Linked DNA regions of Homo sapiens: all the other regions are linked to region 1. The links are chromatin loops, found by intact Hi-C in ENCODE. Cell type or tissue: PC-9. All regions are shown on one strand. Links, peaks and the distances in the headings refer to the core of each region. The heading gives the core; the rest is flanking DNA. Region 1 overlaps RIPOR3 (RIPOR family member 3). Region 2 overlaps RIPOR3 (RIPOR family member 3). Region 3 has its middle 30 kb from the start of PARD6B.

Region 1 (5,730 bases), core at 230-5,229:
CCACTGTGCCAGCTATTGTTTCTTGTTAGGTCATATGCCCCTTCTTGAAATTTCCCCGGAATATGTTCTTTGGCTTACGCCTGTCAGAGCTCATCTCTGGAGTTGAGGGGGTATCAATGCCACTCACACTTGTACCTGCAAATCAGGGTGCCCTCCCACCCCCCGACCCAACAAAAGCCAAAGGCTGTTCGTAGGAGCAGGAGATAGGTGCTGGGCATCAGGAAAGCAAGTGTCCACTCTGGTCTGGCTGGGCTGGTTTGGGCCACTGACCTTCATGACCATTGTATTGCGTAAGAGGCTGCTCTGGTTGAGCTGTAACCAGCACAGGCAGCCTTTGGCCAGGTCGGCGTGAGATTACCAGCCTCGCACAGGCGGCTGCACACGACACGTCTGCAATACCTATTCTGAAGGGTAATTCTCTGGGATAAAGCATGTTTATGTTTTTTAGGGAGGTGGGGAAGAAAATTCCATTTCTGTTGCCAATTAGTTCTGCTTGAGAACAGCTTTTCTCAACACCAACATATTGGCTGCCCAGACTTGAGTTCTGTTGATTAACTCAAAGTGGGGAAAAAAGTGATTTTTCTTTCCTTCCTCCACCCCCAACCGTGAAACCCGGCTGTTAGTGATGAAAGGGGTCCTGTGGATCATTTAGTTTTCCTTGTCATGACTCCAGGAAAGGCTATAAAAATAATCAGTGGGCCCCGCTGGCCGTAATTGACTGTAGAGAGAAGTTGGCTACCACAGCGCCTGAGTTATGAGAATCTGTTTCAGATGCAGGCTTCAGTTGAGCCTCGTCTAATGACACCTGCTCCCCAAGGCCAGCGGAGGGTGGGGGTGCTGACGCTTGTCTGCATGCTTCTCTTCCTTCCCGGGTTCCAGGGAGCTCCTGGCAGAGGGACCCAGGACAAAACAGAGATGCTGGGAGGAGAGGACCAAGCATGGATCTGGCCCTGCTGCTTGCACCAAATTCCAGGTCTACTGTTTGTTTGTCTGTTTGTTTTGAGACAGGATCTTACTCTGGTTGCCAGGCTGGAGCGCAGTGGTGTGATCTTGGCTCACTGCAGCCTCAACCTCCTGAGCTCGGGTGATCCTCCCACTTCAGCCTCCTGGGTAGCTGGGACTACAGGTGTATGCCGCCATGCCTGGCTAATTTTTGCAGTTTTTTAGTAGAGACGGTTTTTTTTTTTTTGAGACAGAGTCTCACTCTATTGCCCAGGCCCGAGTGCAGTGGCGCGATCTCGGCTCACTGCAACCTCTGCCTCCCAGGTTCAAGTGATTCTCCTGCCTCAGCCTCCCGAGTAGCTAGGACTACAGGTGAGCGCCACCACGCCCGGCTAATTTTTTTTTTTTTTTTTTGTATTTTTAGTAGAGACAGGGTTTCACCATGTTTGCCAGAATGGTCTCGATCTCCTGACCTTGTGATCTGCCCACCTCAGCCTCCCAAAGTGCTGGGATTACAGGCGTGAGCCACTGCACCAGTGGAGATGGGATCTTGCCATGTTGCCCAGGCTGGTCTCGAACTCCTGAACTCAAGCGATCCTCCCACCTCAGCCTCCCAAATTGCTGGGATTACAGGTGTGAGCCACCGTGCCCGGCCCAGTCCACTGTTTGTTGGCCATGAACCTGGGGCAAGAAACTTCACTTCTTGGTGCCTCTTTTTTAAATTTTATTCTTTTTTTTAACCATAAACTCAACCAAGTGGCACCCTCATTTTATATATTTTTAAATATTATATATATATTTTTTGAGGTATATATATTTTAAAATATTATATGTGTATCTCTCTCTCTCTGTGTGTGTGTGTGTGTATATATATATATATTTTTTTTTTTTTTTTTTTTTTTTTTTTTTTTGAGACAGGATCTTGCTTTGTCACCCAGGCTGGAGTGTAGTGGTGCAATCCTGGCTCACTGCAGCCTCGAATTCCTGGGCTCAAGCAATCCTCCCACCTTGGCTTCCTGAATAGCTAGTACTACAGGTGTGGATCACCAGGCTTGGCTAATTTTTTGAATTTTTTGTAGAGATGAAGTCTCACTTTGTTGCCCAGGCTGGTCTTGAACTCCTGAACTCAAGTGATCCTCCCACCTGGGCCTCCCAAAGTGCTGGGATTACAGGCATTTTAAACAGATAATAATGGTTCCTCCTCCTGGGGTGATGTAAGGATTGAATGAGTTAATAACATGCAAAGCACTTGCAAGGAGCCTCCACCATGTGCAAAGTCCTGTGTCAACGCCAGCTTTTGTTATTTATTCAAGACTCCCCCACTCTTCCTCCCTTGACACTTGAGTCGTATGTGGTTGTGCCAAAATATCTTAGTCCAGTCCCCTGATGATGGACGTGAGATCAGTTCCGATCTTTTGTGATCACGAATAGCACTGCATTGAATAACCTGTAGCTTGTGAGCCAACCCCTCCACCCACCCCTTAAGGTATGTGAACCCCATGATAACCTTGGCCTTGGACTTTCCTTCCCGGAGCCTGCAGAACGAGGAGAGATATGTGGGCATGTGGCCAACTCTGGCCTGGCATGCAAACAGGCCTGTGGGGTGGGGTGGGAGGTGGGGGTAGGCCCTCCCTGAGCCAGGTGGGACAGATTCCTGCTGTGTCCATCTGGTGAGTGAGGAGCCACAGGGTGAGTTTCAGAGGGTTGGGCCAAGGCCACCCAGCCCCCAGGTTCCTGGTGAATGCCCTTATGTGGACTGGAGAGAGGAAACCTGTACTGTGCCTTGTGGGCTCTGCCCATTTTTTGTGATCTTCCTCTAGGAAGCCCGCTGGGATCTCTGCTCCAACACACTTTGCTATATCAGCCACCGGTTTAGCACCCATGGTGGCTGGTTCTCTTCTTGGGGGGCAAAACCCATGATGATTGAGAAAATGAGATGGGGAGTCAGGAGGCTGATTTTGGTCCTGACTTCCCAGCACCTCCACCCTTGTAACTCCTGTGGCTCCGTGTCCTCATCTGAAAGCAGACTAAGAAGACGAATAATAAGGCCAGGCGCGGTGGCTCATGCCTATAATCCCAGCACTTTGGGAGGTCGGGACAGGTGCATCAGTTGAGGTTAGGAGTTCAAGACAAGCCTGGCCAACATGGTGAAACCCCGTCTCTACTAAAAATACAAAAATTAGCTGGGCGTGGTGGCACGTGCCTGTAATTCCAGGTACTTGAGAGGCTGAGGCAGGAGAATCACTTGAACCAGGGAGGCAGAGGTTGCAGTGAGCTGAGATCGCCCCACTGCACTCCAGCCTGGGTGACAGAGTGAGATCTTGTCTCAAAAAAAAAAAAAAAAGGCCAGGCGCGGTGGCTCACGCCTGTAATCCCAGCACTTTGGGAGGCCGAGGCAGGTGGATCACCTGAGGTCAGGCGTTTGAGACCAGCCTAACCAACATGGTGAAAACCCATTTTTACTAAAAATACAAAAATTAGCCAGGTGTGGTGGTGTGTGTCTGTCATCCCAGCTACTCAGGAGGCTGAGGCAGAAGAATCGCTCGAACCCGGGAGGTGGAGGTTGCATTGAGCCGAGATTGCGCCACTGCACCCAGGCCTGGGCAACAAGAGCAGAACTCGGTCTAAAAAAAAAAAAAAAAAAAAAAGTAAAACAAGAAAATAATAATAATAATGGTAACAAATTCACAGGAAGGTCTTGTGAAGTCTCAGAGACGTAATGCAAATGGGTTTGGACCCTGTGTCTGGCACAAGAAATATAAGCTGGTGTGAGAAAATGACCTATCTATGGGAATGTCTGGGCCACAGGCACTTGCAGCCACCTATGAAGGGAGTTAGTCCGAATTCCCAGGGCCTTGGCAAATCATCCACCCTCAGAACTGAGTTTTCTCTAGCAAATGAGGGTGCTAATGATATGTATCCCAAGGGTTTGATGTGAGAATTAAATGAGACCAGGCACATATTGCTTTGCATTTACACTGTGGTATTGTTGATATTATTAGTTATCTGTGTTGATAGTTGTGAGCATCCTTCCAGACATTGGCACAATGCGGTGCACGCAGCTGGTGCTTGGTGACTGCAAATGGATTGACGGACAGGGCCCAGTATCTGGGCTGGGTGTGGGTGGCTCACACCTGTAATCCTAGCACTTTGGGAGAATGAGGCAGGAGGATTGCTTGAGCCCAGGAGTTTGAAACCAGCCTGGGTATAAGCAAGACCTCTACTAAAAAAAAAAAAAAAAAAAAAGTAGAATCTGGAGGATGCACTGATAGAGAAACCCATTTCTGATGTTGTGGAGCCCTTAGGGAGAATAAAGGGGAAAAGCCTGATGTGACCTCACCTGTGGGTTTTTTTATTTTGTTTTGAGACTGAGTATTGCTCTGTGGCCCCAGCTGGAGTACAGTGGCATGATCACGGCTCACTGCAGCCTTGACCTCCTGGGCTCAAGTGATCCTCCTACCTCAGCCTCCAGAGTAGCTGGGACCACAGGCATGCACCACCATGTCTGGCTAATTTTTGTATTTTTAGTAGAGACGGGGTCTCTCTATGTTGCCCAGGATGGTCTTGAACTCTTGGGCTCCAGCGAACCTCCTGCCTTAGCATCCCAAAATTCTGGGATTACAGGCATGAGCCCCCACACCCAGCCCTCACCTGTGGTTTTATAGTCAGCTACAGCTTAATTCTGGGAGATGATGGGCCTCATCCCACACACCATGGCAAGTACGTGACACAGCAGGAGGCAGACCAACTTCCCCTGACTCTCAGGGCAGCAACCTTCACCCTGACCTTCAGCCCCATGCAGGAAGCAGCCCGTCGGGGTGAGACACAGTATCCATCTGTGGCCAGAGCCCTTGCACATTTTTGACATTTTTGTGTCTTGGGACAAAAGGCGAAGGAACTCAGATGAACTGGTTCTTGTTTCCTGGTGGAAAAACACTCCTGCCCTTATGGAATCTTCGCTGTTGTGTGGTTTTGCCTGTATTTGTGTCTCTCCCTCACTACCCTACAGTTCAGCAGTAGCTATTCTAGAAAACCCACATAAGGTAGACCCAGGAATGATTTCTGGGATTGTCTGAGGATATTTAAGGGGCCAGAGGGCTCCCTGCACCATCGATGCTGGCCCTGGATCTCCTGCCCCGTCTGCCGTTCGACTTGCCCTGAATGCGTGAACAAATGAATGAGCAGACATTTGCTGGACAGCTGCTGCCCTCCAGGCACTGGTGTGCTGGTGTTCCACAGCCCGGGGGCCGAGAGCCACTCAAAGCATTCATATTGGGAAGTTGGCAGGGATGGTCTGGTCAACAGCATGGGCGTTGGCATTGGAGTCAGATGAACCTGGCTTTGTCAGACCCTAAATAGGGTGGCCTTGGACAGACCTGCCTGAACCTGTTTCCTCAACTGCAAAATGTGAATAAAGATAGCACAGTGTGGTCGGTGAGGACTGAGCAAGGAAGTGGCTCTAGCACTTGGCATACACAGTTGGTCCTTAAAAGTGGGCTTTAGACCAGATAGACCAAATTCAAATCTAGATCCAGCTATGAGTCCCTTAACTTCTCTGAGTCTTGATCACTCTCTCTGTAACATGGTATAGTAACCTCTTACAGTTGTTGTGAGGATTTAGGTGAATTCACACATATGATGCATTTATAATGCAGAGAACCTAGTGCATGGTAACCACCTGTATTAGCTTCCTAGGACTGCTGTAATGAAGCACCTCCAACTAGGTGGCTTCAAACAACAGAAACTCGTTCTTTCACAGTTCTGGATGCTAGAAGTTTGAAATCAGGG
Region 2 (5,730 bases), core at 299-5,298, 52 kb after region 1:
GGGAGCTGATGGCAGCAAACAATAAGCCAGTGATAATTGAGACAGATCCAGCTGGTGGCAGTGCTGTGAGGGAACTGAACTGGGGGTGGGGGAGGGCACCCATGGTCTCCTGGGAGAGCCTGACGAGACAGGGGCATGGGGAGTGGAGGCAGGAAGGGACAGAAGAAGTGGATCTGCGCGTGTGCAGATGGGGGTGGGCCGGGAAGCCTTCGGCGGCGGGAGGCAGCTGCGAGTGCAGATGTCCTGGGTGGGAATGAGCTTTAAGGGACAGAAAGCAGGTGTGCGGCTGGCATGCGTGACAGCAGTCAGGGAGGGAGGAGGACCCTGCGGAGCCTCATGGGCTGCAGTGAGGCCTTGAGACACATTCTCAGTGGAGGGGAGCCTGGGAAGGGTTTAAGTTGATGCCCCAAGACGAGAAGAATTTGACCCAGGCTCCAGAGCAGTTAGTGCTCAGTGCCCCAACTCCAAGCCTCAGAGAACAGAAAGAGTGGGTGCTGCCTGAGAAAGGCACACAGCAGGCACTCCATAAGTGCTGCAAAGAGGGGGTTAAGTATAAACCGGCCAGGAAATGATGCTGTTTCTCAACTTAACCATTTCTGAGCTGCCTCTTCCTGGGCTTTATCAGAGTCCCCCACTTTCTTGCAGGGGTCTGTAATCAAGGCTGGGAAGGTCAGCTGTGCGGGTTACCTGGCCAGGGGGCCATCCGGCCCAGGTGACCCTCTCCCAGCTGTGTGCCCTGGAGTGGGGCTGGTCCACTGAAGCACTGTAGGGACCCTTGTGTGGTCTGGAAGGAGGGGTAGGGTCTGCAGACCCTGTACCCAAGGGCGGCTTCATGAGCGTGTAGCCTGTGCTCTGTACTTTGATTGAACGCTCTGCTGTTGTGCTCTAGAAATTTTTGTGGGTGTCATTCTGTCGCCCAGGTTGTAGTGCAGTGGTGCGATCTCGATTCACTGCAGCATTGACCTCCTTGGTTCAAATGATCCTCCCACCCCAGCCTCCCAAAATTTTTTTTTTTTTGAGACAGTTTCTCTCTCTCGCCCGGGCTGGAGTGCAATGGCGCGATCTTGGCTCACTGCAACCTCCGCCTCCCAGGTTCAAGTGATTCTCCTGCCTCAGCCTCCTGAGTAGCTGGGATTACAGGAGCGTGCCACCACGCCCGGCTAATTTTTGTATTTTTTTTTTTCTTTTGAGACAGAGTCTCGCTCTGTTGCCCAGGCTGGAGTGCAGTGGCATATTCTCGGCTCACTGCAACCTCCGCCTCCTGAGTTCAAGCAATTCTCCTGTCTCAGCCTCCTGAGTAGCTGGGATTACAGGTGTGCCTCACCATGCCAGTTAATTTTTTTTTTTTTTTGTATTTTTAGTAGAGACAGGGTTTCACCATATTGGTCAGGCTGGTCTCGAACTCCTGACCTCAGGTGATCCACCTGCCTCGGCCTCCCAGAATGCTGGGATTACAGGTGTGAGCCACTGTGCCTGGCACCAAATAGAAATTCTTAATACAATTTTTTTGTGTGTGTTTTGAGACAGAGTCTTGCTCTGTCACCCAGGTGTGCAGTGGTGCAATTTAGGCTCACTGCAAGCTCCACCTTCCAGGTTCAAGCAATTCTTCTGCCTCAGCCTCCTGAGTAGCTGGGACTACAGGCATGGGCCACCACACTGGCTATTTTTTTTTTTTTTTTTCTTGAGACGGACTTTTGCTCTTGTTGCCCAGGCTGGAGTGCAATGGCACAATCTCAGCTCACCATAACCTCCACTTGCCGGGTTCAAGTGATTCTCCTGCCTCAGCCTCCCGAGTAGCTGGGATCACAGGCATGTGCCACCATGCCCAGCTAATTTTTAGTAGAGACAGGGTTTCACCATGTTGGCCAGGCTGGTCTGGAACTCCTGACTTCAGGTGATCCACCCACCTCGGCCTCCCAAACTGCTGGGATTACAGACGTGAGCCACCGCGCCTGGCCCAAAATTCTTGATAAATTTTGAATAAAGAGCCTTGCATTTTTATTTCGCACTAGACCCCACAAATTTCACAACTGGCCCTGCCTGCAGCTCTCCTCCTGCCAGGCCTGTGGGGGCCTCTGAATGTCCTGCATCCATGGGACATGTCCCCTCAGGCCCTAGAGGGGAGCTCTGCCCAGAGAGTGCCCCCACGGTAGGCCTCTGCCTCTCGTTGGCCCCTTCCTGGATTCCTGGGATCAGCTCTTTGGGAGGAAGGAGGACAGAGGTGATCCATCCCCTTGACACCAGGGCTCGCTGGCCGTCAGCAAGGGTCCCACAGTGTCCAAGTCCTAGTCTAGGAAAGACAGCCCTGATGGCTCTAATATCTCAGACCCCTCCTGTCCCCCATCTGATTGTCAAGGATGCCAGAGGATGCTGGGCCTGGGCTGGTTCGGAGGTCCCTGGGCAGCCCCCACCTGGCCTTGGCCTCTGCCGCCCCCTTGTGTGAGGGCAAGGAAGAAGCTGCCCACACCGACGGGGAAGCGGTGCATCTATTTTTAACTTCCTGTCTCCGTCGAGCTCCCTGGGGTCTGAACCCTTGGAGCCAGGGCTGGAGCCTGATTGGGTTTCAGGCCCCACCTTCTGGCCTTGTTCCCTGGTAACCCGAGCAGGCCGAAGCGCAGCCGCACTGTCAAGGCAAACAACCTGGCAGGAGGGCAGGGCTCTGCATGGAGAGGGTGGGCTGATGCCCCTTCTCTTCCCATCACCACCTTGACCCCTACTCTGGCACCTTGAAACCCCTTTCACTATAGACAGGGATTTTTACTCCACAGTCAGATGGCTCACTTGGGGAAGTAACCTGGTGGGGAAATTTTATACTAAGGTGTGAATGATTGACATAATAAGGCCATTTCCCAAGAGCTGGACCTGGGGGGTGGGAGGATAGAGAGATGAGAGGATAAACAGTGAGGATGAAGGAGGAGAGGGCCAGGCCCCGATACTGTCCTACTCTGCCCCAGTTGACAGGCATGGTTGCCCTTCCCCCTTTCCTGCCCCTCCTCAGCCAGGTCTCCCTCCCCCAGGCAGTCAGGCAGGTACTCCCCGAGCCAGGAGCCACTGGGACATCCTCCTCAGCTTGGGAATTCCTCTGTTGGGATGGCTAAGAAGTGTGGGTGTGAAAACGAAATAGCAGCCATTAAGTTTCAAGGAGAGGAGGCTGGAGAAAGAGGCGGCTCATATCCAGCCCTGCCTGTGAAGCTGTCAAGCACACAGACTCTGGAGCCAGAGGCGAGTGATGCAAGTTCAGTTTCCTGGACGGTACCAGGGGGCCTGACCTCAAAGACTGTGTCAGGAGAAATGAGTCCATACATGTAAAGCACCAAGAGCAGGCCAGGCGGGCGTGGTGGCTCACGCCTGCAATCCCAGCACTTTGGGAGGCCAAGGCAGGCGGATCACTTGAGCTCAGGAATTCAAGACCAGCCTGGGCAACATGGTGAAACCCTGTCTCCACCAAAACTACAAAAAATTAGCCGAGTGTAATTGTGCACTCCTGTGGTCCCAGCTACTCAGGAGGCTGAGGTGGGAGGATCACTTGAGCCCAGGAGGCGGAGGCTACAGTGAGCTGAGATCACGCTACTGCATTCCAGCCTGGGAGACAGAGCAAGACCTTGTCTCAATTAAAAAAAAAAAAAACAAAAGCACTGAGAGCAGAATTTGAGCTTGGCAAGTGCCGAGTGCATGCCTGTCATCATCACCCAGTGGCCAGCACCGCCAGGCACCTGGGTAAATGGTTGGCTCACGTCCTTGTTGCATGGAGTCTTCACCTGAAGCCTGTGCAGTCAGTCCTATAATTGTCCCGCCTGGAGGCTGGGGGCAGGTGCAGGACTTGAGCCCGGCCCTGTCTGCCTCCAGAGCCTGCACTTGCAACAGCCGAGTACCAAGGCCTCTGCCAACCACACCAGGCAGAAGGACTGCTGTAGCAACCTCACGTGAGGGCTGGGGCCGGCAGGTTGCACGTGCCCGTCTGGAAGCTTGTCTGGCATGCCAGGGGCTGTTTAATATTTACTGAGTCCTCCCAGACCTGGTGAAACATCCGGCCCCAGAGGCTCTTCCTGCCCCGGCTTCTGTGACACCTGGGCCAGACATGCTGCCTGATTTGGCCATCTGGAGGCTGCATGTGCATCACCTTCCCCGGGTGGGCGGGCTCTCAGAGTGGCCACTGAGCCTGTCCTGTTAAACCTCACACAAGGAGCACTAGGCTCAGAGCTTTCCCGGGAGCAGGTGCATCCAGGTGTGGCTGCAGCAGCGAGGGTATAAGGTCCCCAGGTGGATGGAAGCGGGGCTGGGCCAACGGTGCACACCTGTTGGGGGCTGGAGGCAGGAGCTGGGAGTGAGCGAGCTCCTGCCCCACTGCCTGCTGCCCACCTGCCGGGGTCCCTAACCTCTCAGAAACCTGCCTTTTCCCGAGTCTGCAGCCCTGACCGTCTCTGCCAGCCTCAAGATGGCAAACTTGCGGAGGGCCCGGTTCAAGAGGTGGGTGATGGGGCCTCAGGGAGGGCAAGGGGAAGAGGGAGCACAGCCCCTGTGGGCTTTGGAAAGCATCACTTAACATTAAATATATACAAATGGCTGGGTGCAGTGGCTCATGCCTGCAATCCCAGTACTTTGGGAGGCCAAGGCGGGCAGATCACCTGAGGTCAGGAGTTCAAGACCAGCCTGGCCAACAAGGTGAAGCCCTGTCTCTACTAAAAAAAACAAAAATTACTGGACGTGGTAGCAGATGCCTGTAATCCCAGCTACTGGGTAGGCTGAGGCAGGAGAATCGCTTGAACCTGGGAGGCGGAGGTTGCAGTGAGCAGAGATCGTGCCACTGCACTCCAGCCTGTCGACAGAGCGAAATTTCATCTCAAAATAATAATAAGAATAATACCTGTCTCCTAGGGTGGTTGTGAAAGTCGAGATATTTCTATAAAGCCCTTAGCGAGCTCCTGGCGGCAGCAGGTGCCCCCAGTTACTTAGGCTCACGTGTTCTCACCAGGCTCCTGAGGCCCTTGGGCTTGTGGTGTCAGCTGTTCAGCAGCCCACTAGCCCTGGCCTGAGCTTAGTTTCTCTGCTCTACAGAGACATTACTTGTCATTGTAAAGGTGTTGGAAGCTGGACTTTCTCTGGGAGCTGCCCTTCTCCTCCTCTCACACATCCTGGGTCCCCAAAACTAGAGAGGCCCCAGGTCCAGGCCCCTCTGCAGACTCCCACTTCTGCCTGGGTCAAACCTTGCTCCTTGCATCCACTCCCAGAGCATACCAGGTCCCATTCTCCACCTTTGCTCCCTCTGTCTCCAGCTGGGAACACCCAGGGGTGCACTCGCTATCCCGCTCTGCCTGCAGGGGCCAGGTTCTCTGTTCTCTAATCCCCTTGGGATACTGTATTTTCCCCCGTTCAGCTGAGCTTAATATTTACCAAACTCCTAATATTTTCTTTTTTTTCTTTTTTTTTTTTTTTTTTTAAGGCAGAGTTTTGCTCTTGCTGCCCAGGCTGGAGTGAAGTGGCATGATCTCGGCTCACTGCAACCTCTGCCTCCCGGTTCAAGTGATTCTCCTGCCTCAGCCTCCCGAGTAGCTGGGATTACAGGTGTCCACCACCACGCCTGGCTAATTTTTTGTTTAGTAGAGACGGGGTTTCACCAGGTTGGTCAGGCTGGTCTTGAACTCCTGACCTCAGTTGATCCACCCACCTTGGCCTCCCGAAGTGCTGGGATTATAGGTGTGAGCCACAGTGCCTGGCCTGCACCTAATGTTT
Region 3 (5,730 bases), core at 432-5,431, 84 kb before region 1:
AAATAAGCACAATGGCAGTCTACCAAGGAGACACGGTGGTTCCGTGTTCTGAGAACCCCTAATTGAGAGCGAACTGCTGGCCTGGAAATGGGTGTCGACTCAGGAATGAATTATGTATGACCACTGTTAAATATTTTATCCATCCTTTTTTTTGAGACTGAGTCTCGCTCTGTCACCCAGGCTGGAGTGCAATGGCGCGATCTCGGCTCACTGCAACCTCCGCCTCCCAGGTTCTAGCGATTCTCCTGCCTCAGCCTCTTGAGTAGCTAGGATTACAGGCATGCACCACCACACCCGGTTAATTTTATCTATCCTTAACCATTATTTGTCTTCACAAAGCAAATAAGGAAAGAAAAAGAAAATACCCACACCATAAGCATTATCAGCTTTGTCATCTCTCCTCCACTGCAAAACAGCCACACAAACTCTCCTGAAGAGGACAAACTCTAACCAGGTTTGAAATACGAGACCACTGTGGCACTACGACTGAGGAATGTCAAGGTGGCGTTGCCTCCTCTGTCAGGTTTGTCATCCTTCAAAATCATGAACATTTTGCTCTACAGAACCTGCTGGTCTAAAAACCACATGGGCAGGCACCGTGGCTTAAGCCTGTAATCCTAGCCTTTTGGGAAGCTTGAGCGCAGGAGTTCAAGACCAGCATAGGCAACATGGTGAGACCTGGTCTCTACAAAAAATTTAAAAATTAACCAGGCGGCCGGGCACGGTGACTCATACCTGTAATCCCAGCACTTTGGGAGGCCAAGGCTGGTGGATCACCTGAGGTCAGGAGTTCAAAACCAGCCTGACCAACAAGACGAAACCCCGTCTCTACTAAAAATACAAAAATTAGTCAGGCGTGGTGGCATGCGCCTGTAATCCCAGTTACTCGGGAGGCTGAGACAGAGAATTGCTTGAACCTAAGAGGCGGAGGTTGCAGTGATCTGAGATAGTGCCACTGCATTCCAGCCTGGGCAACAGAGTAAGACTCCATCTCCAAAAAAAAAAAAAAAAATTAGCCAGGCAGGGTGGCACATGCCTGTGGCACACGGCTACTCAGTAGGCTGAGGAGGAAAGATCGCTTGAGCGCAGGAGGTCGAGGCTGCAATGAGCCGTGTTATTTGTGCTGCACCCAGCCTGGGTGACAAAGCAAGACTATTTCAAAAAATAAAAATAGGCCAGGCACAGTGGCTCACGCCTCTAATTCCAGCACTTTGGGAGGCTGAGGTGAGTGGATTGCTTGAGCACAGGAGTTTGAGACCAGCCTGGCCAACATGGTGAAACCCCATCTCTACTAAAAATACAAAAATTAGCCGGGTGTGGTGGCAGGTGCCTGTAATCCCAGCTACTTGGGAGACTGAGGCGCGAGAATCACTTGAGCCCAGGAGGTGGACGCTGCAATGAGCCAAGGTCACGCCAGTGCACTCCAGCCTGGGCGACAGAGTGAGACTATCTAAAAAAATAAAATTAAATAAAAATAAAAATAAACTGCGTGGTTTATGGATTCTTGGTGACGCCCAGGCAAAGGGGGCTTGTATCCTCCTGGTATCCACACAGTGAGTGGTGAAGGACAGCTGGGATAGCTGAGGCCTGGTCAAGGGCTGATGTCGCCCATTCAGCCTCTCCCGTTTGGCCAGCTTCCCGGCCATTCTGCCTGCTCTCCTGGCGCGTCTCCCTTTACCGTTTATTTTCTCCCTCTCTGCTGGCCCTGTCTGCTCGGCTGTTGGAAACACATGCCAGCCCTACTGGGCATGGGCCCTGTGAACATGAGCCAAGGCACCCTGGGGGTGGAGGAAGGACACTGAGGCCAGCTCACCAGAAGAACCCTGATGTGTTGCAATTGAATTGCAGAGGTTTATAAACCTCTTGCCTTCAAAAGGGGACTGAAAAATTATTACAGTTTGTCATTTTCTAGTGGGATTTGTTTGTAATCACTGTTCCCATATTGTCTGGCGTTGTGTATATGCGTGTGCTCTAGAAGTTTAATTTCACATCTAGGCAGATCAGGTGTGTGTGTGTGTGTGTGTGTGTGTGTGTAAATGCATATGCCCAGTTTAAAATCAACTAGTAGAAAGTCATGTGGAGGCCAGGCACAGTGACTCACGCCTGTAATCCCAGCACTTTTGGGAGGCTGAGCCAGGCAGATTGCTTGAGCCCAGGAGTTTGAGACCAGACTGGGCAACATAGTGAAACCTCACCTTTACAAAAAATACAAAAATTAGCCAGGCGTGGTGACACATACCTGTAGTCCCAGCTACTCAGGAGGCTAAGGTGTGAGGTCACTTGGACTCAGGAGTTTGAGGCTGCAGTGAGCCATAATCACACCACTGCACTCCAGCCTGGGCGACAGAGCAGGACCTTATCTCAAAAAAAAAAAAAAAAAAATTGGGGTGAGGGGAAGAAAAGAAAAAAAGAAAATTAGCCGGGTGTGATGGCTCATGCCTGTAGTCCCAGCTACTTGGGAAGCTGAGGTGGGAGGATTGCCAGAATCCTTGAGTTCGAGGTTGCAGTGAGCCATGATCGCACCACCGCCCACGAGCCTGTGTGGGAGACGGCAAGCCCTTGTCCCTTTAAAAAAAAAAAAGTGTGTGGGTGTGTATTTTTAAAGTCAAGGAGCTTTTTCCACATTTTCTTGTTTCACCAGGTAAGGATTCAAACAATTGAAATCAGCATTCTTTGTAAATTACCCTATGTGGATTGTTGCTCCTGAGAATGACTGATTTGAGATTCTTGGTGATTCTAGGGTTCGTCACTGGTCCACCTGAGAAGTGACACCGTTCAGCGTTGCTGTACTCAGGCAGTCATCATCAGTGGCATTACTGGAAGGCCTATGTTCTAAGTCTCTCCTTGAATTCCTCCTTACCCGTGCATGTACTTACCAAGTTAATGATTTAGTTTCTGAGTCACTAAGCATACACATTTTTGCCTGAGTCATTTTGGGTTCATACCTGAGACAGCAGCTGAAGCCCTCTGGGAATGCAGGAGAAAACCTGATATGCAACTTACCTACCATTTATTGAAGGGTATCACATGCTGGCAGAGAAGCAGCCTGGGAACAAAACTCTTATGTTCTATAAGAACAGTGCTGGGTTTGAATGTAACCTGCTTCAGGTCTTAGAAACAATGGTATGAATGCTGTTTCCTTGTAGTTGCAAGCATTGCTAAGAGACTGAGTGAAAGAGGAATGCTGTGCTGATACAATCTGGGGGGTGGAACCATTAGTCAAATTCTAGCCTTTCTTGTCCTTTCTTCTGGTAGATAACCTAGCGCAAAAACTCCGCCTGGAGTTTTCAGACGCTCACTTTCTGCACACATAGAAGGATTTGTGTGAGGAGTTACTGGCTTTGATCAAAATTGCAATTCTGATGAATCAGATTTTACCAATTTAGGAAGGGGGATTCTCGGCCAGGAGCGGTGGCTCATGCCTGTAATCCCAGCACTTTGGGAGGCCGAGGTGGACGGATCACGAGATCAAGAGATTGAGACCATCCTGGCCAACATGGTGAAAGCCCGTCTCTACTAAAAATACAAAAATTAGCTGGGCGTGGTGGCACGTGCCTGTAGTCCCAGCTACTCGGGAGGCTGAGGCAGGAGAAGTGCTTGAACCCAGGAGGCAGAGGTTGCAGTGAGCCCAAGATCTTGCCACTGCACTCCAGCCAGGGCAGAAGAACGAGACTCCGTCTCAAAAAAAAAAAAAAAAAAAAAAAAGGACATTTCTTATGAAAATCTGGATAAGCAGGGCCGGGCGTGGTGGCTCACGCCTGTAATCCCAGCACTTTGGTAGGCTGAGGCAGGTGGATCACCTCAGGTCAGGAGTTCAAGACCAGCCTGGCCAACATGGTGAAATTCCATCTCTACTAAAAATACAAAAAATTAGCCGGGCATGGTTGCAGATGCCTGTAATCCCAGCTACTTGGGAGGCTGAGGCAGGAGAATCGCTTGAAGCTGGGAGGCAGAGGTTGCGGTGAGCCAAGATTGTGCCATTGCACTCCAGCCTGGGCAACAAGAGCAAAACTCAGTCTCAAAAAAAAAAAAAAAAAAGTTATAAGAGCTGACAACACTGGGCCCACACATACCCAAATGACAACCATCGAATGTGGTGGCCCCTGCCTTGCTGGGGGCGGGCATCTCCTGTTTACCAGCCCCACCTGCCCTGCCCCACTCTGGCCCTTTGGGCATTTGAATTTGCAACCTCCTCTCTGAGACCCATGGTCCTATCATTTCTATACTTTGAAAGTAATAGGATTTGAAACTGCCATTTCAGATTGAAGTTTATATTGCATTTATATATTCTTTATATATTCAATTTATGTCAGATTTATTTCATATATATATATTTTTTTCTTTTCTTTTCTTTTCTGTTTTTTAGAGACAAATCTTGCTCTGGCCCAGGCTGGATTGCAGTGGCATGATCATAGCTCACTGCAGCCTCAAACTCCAAGGCTCAAGCAATCCTCCTGTCTCAGTCAGCCTCCTGAGTAGCTGGGACTACAGGTGTGCACCACCATGCCTGGCTAATTTAAGAAATTTTTTGTAGAGATGAGGTCTTGCTATGTTGCTCAAACTCCTGGGCTCAAGTGATCTGCCCATCTCAGCAGATGTATTTAAAATAGAATCAAAATAAGCAATAACACTTGAAAACAGAAGTCCTAGTATAGTCGCTGTCAGGAGTTTTAAGTTTTTCCTTTAAAGGTAGAACACTGCCACTGGTCTCTGTATTTAATTTCCACCATTTTCCTTTGATAGAGCACTGCTCTCTGTCCCCAATTTACTTTGTGCAGGACATTTTATAAAAAATGTGTTCCCAAATACTCTAAATCTACAAGGCAGCAGGAGCATTGCTTGAGGCCAGGAGTTCGAGACTAGCCCAGGCAACATAGTGAGACCCTGTCTCTCCGAAAAATATTAGCTGAGTGTGGCGGCACGCATCCATAGTCCCAGATACTCAGGAGGCTGAGGTGGGAGGATTGCTTGAGCCCAGGAGTTTGAGGCTGCAGTGAGTTATGATTGCACCACTATACTTCAGCCTGGTAACAGAGCGAAGAAAAAAGAAAAAAAGCTGCAAGTGATACCCACTGTGTTCCCTCCCCTGTAGTTCTTCCTCTTTCTTGTGGTAACAGAACCCTGATCCCTGATTTTTTTTTTTTTTTTTTTTTGAGATGGAGTTTTGCTCTTGTTGCCCAGGCTGTAGGGCAGTGCTGCAATCTCGGCTCACTGCAAACTCTGCCTCCCGGGTTCAAACGATTCTCCTCCCTCAGCATCCCAAGTAGTTCGGATTACAGGCGTCCGCCACCATGCCTGACTAATTTTTGTATTTTTAGTAGAGACAGGATTTCACCATATTGGCCAGGCTGGTCTCAAACCCCTGACCTCAGGTGATCCACCTGCCTCAGCCTCCCAAAGTGCCGGGATTATAAGCGTGAGCCACTGCACCTGGCTGATCCCTGATTTTTCTTTAGGGGACCATCCCTCCCTCAATAGGTCCAGAATTGGGCCCATGACCCAGACTAGGACAATTAGGAGTTATAGGGATTGGGTTAGGGATGGGCACATGACTGAGACAGGGTCAGTGAGGGTGGTCTCTGGGCTTTGGCTGTCACCATGGGGGAAGACAGGCTCCCTGCCAGGTGGTTGGTAATGTGACGGAATGTTGCCAGGGTTGCTGGAGGCCATCTTTGCCACCATAAGGAGGGACTTGGCCTAAGGGAAAAAAGGTAACAGGGGAAAACAAAA

Evidence for each region. A loop is a pair of places that touch in the nucleus more often than their neighbours do. Peaks named below come from ENCODE experiments on the same cell type or tissue, not always from the same donor. Only the 100,000 strongest peaks of a DNase experiment are listed, where the experiment ranks them.
Region 2: a loop joins it to region 1, with 8 times the contacts of the local background. A loop is called at or near these places in 2 of 110 quality-filtered maps.
Region 3: a loop joins it to region 1, with 7 times the contacts of the local background. A loop is called at or near these places in 4 of 110 quality-filtered maps.

What each region holds. Positions count from the first base shown.
Region 1 is chr20:50,675,228-50,680,957 of GRCh38, reverse strand. All of the region lies in intron 1 of RIPOR3 (RIPOR family member 3), which reads left to right. Among named protein-coding and RNA genes, the nearest start is that of RIPOR3, 13 kb to the left of the region's middle. In PC-9, for the core only: no CTCF peak of the experiment used is centred there; DNase peaks (open chromatin) are centred at 317, 1,007, 2,447, 4,797 and 1 weaker place; H3K4me3 peaks cover 1,013 bases; H3K27ac peaks cover 4,888 bases.
Region 2 is chr20:50,622,968-50,628,697 of GRCh38, reverse strand. The region is part of intron 2 of RIPOR3 (RIPOR family member 3); the gene reads left to right. Among named protein-coding and RNA genes, the nearest start is that of MIR1302-5, 11 kb to the right of the region's middle. RefSeq lists an enhancer at 2,733-3,694. In PC-9, for the core only: CTCF peaks have their summits at 2,227 and 2,432 (motif pointing left); a DNase peak (open chromatin) is centred at 3,997; H3K27ac peaks cover 1,046 bases.
Region 3 is chr20:50,759,056-50,764,785 of GRCh38, reverse strand. No RefSeq gene overlaps it. Among named protein-coding and RNA genes, the nearest start is that of PARD6B, 30 kb to the right of the region's middle. In PC-9, for the core only: no CTCF peak of the experiment used is centred there; DNase peaks (open chromatin) are centred at 465, 1,805, 2,155 and 3,025; H3K4me3 peaks cover 1,508 bases; H3K27ac peaks cover 5,000 bases.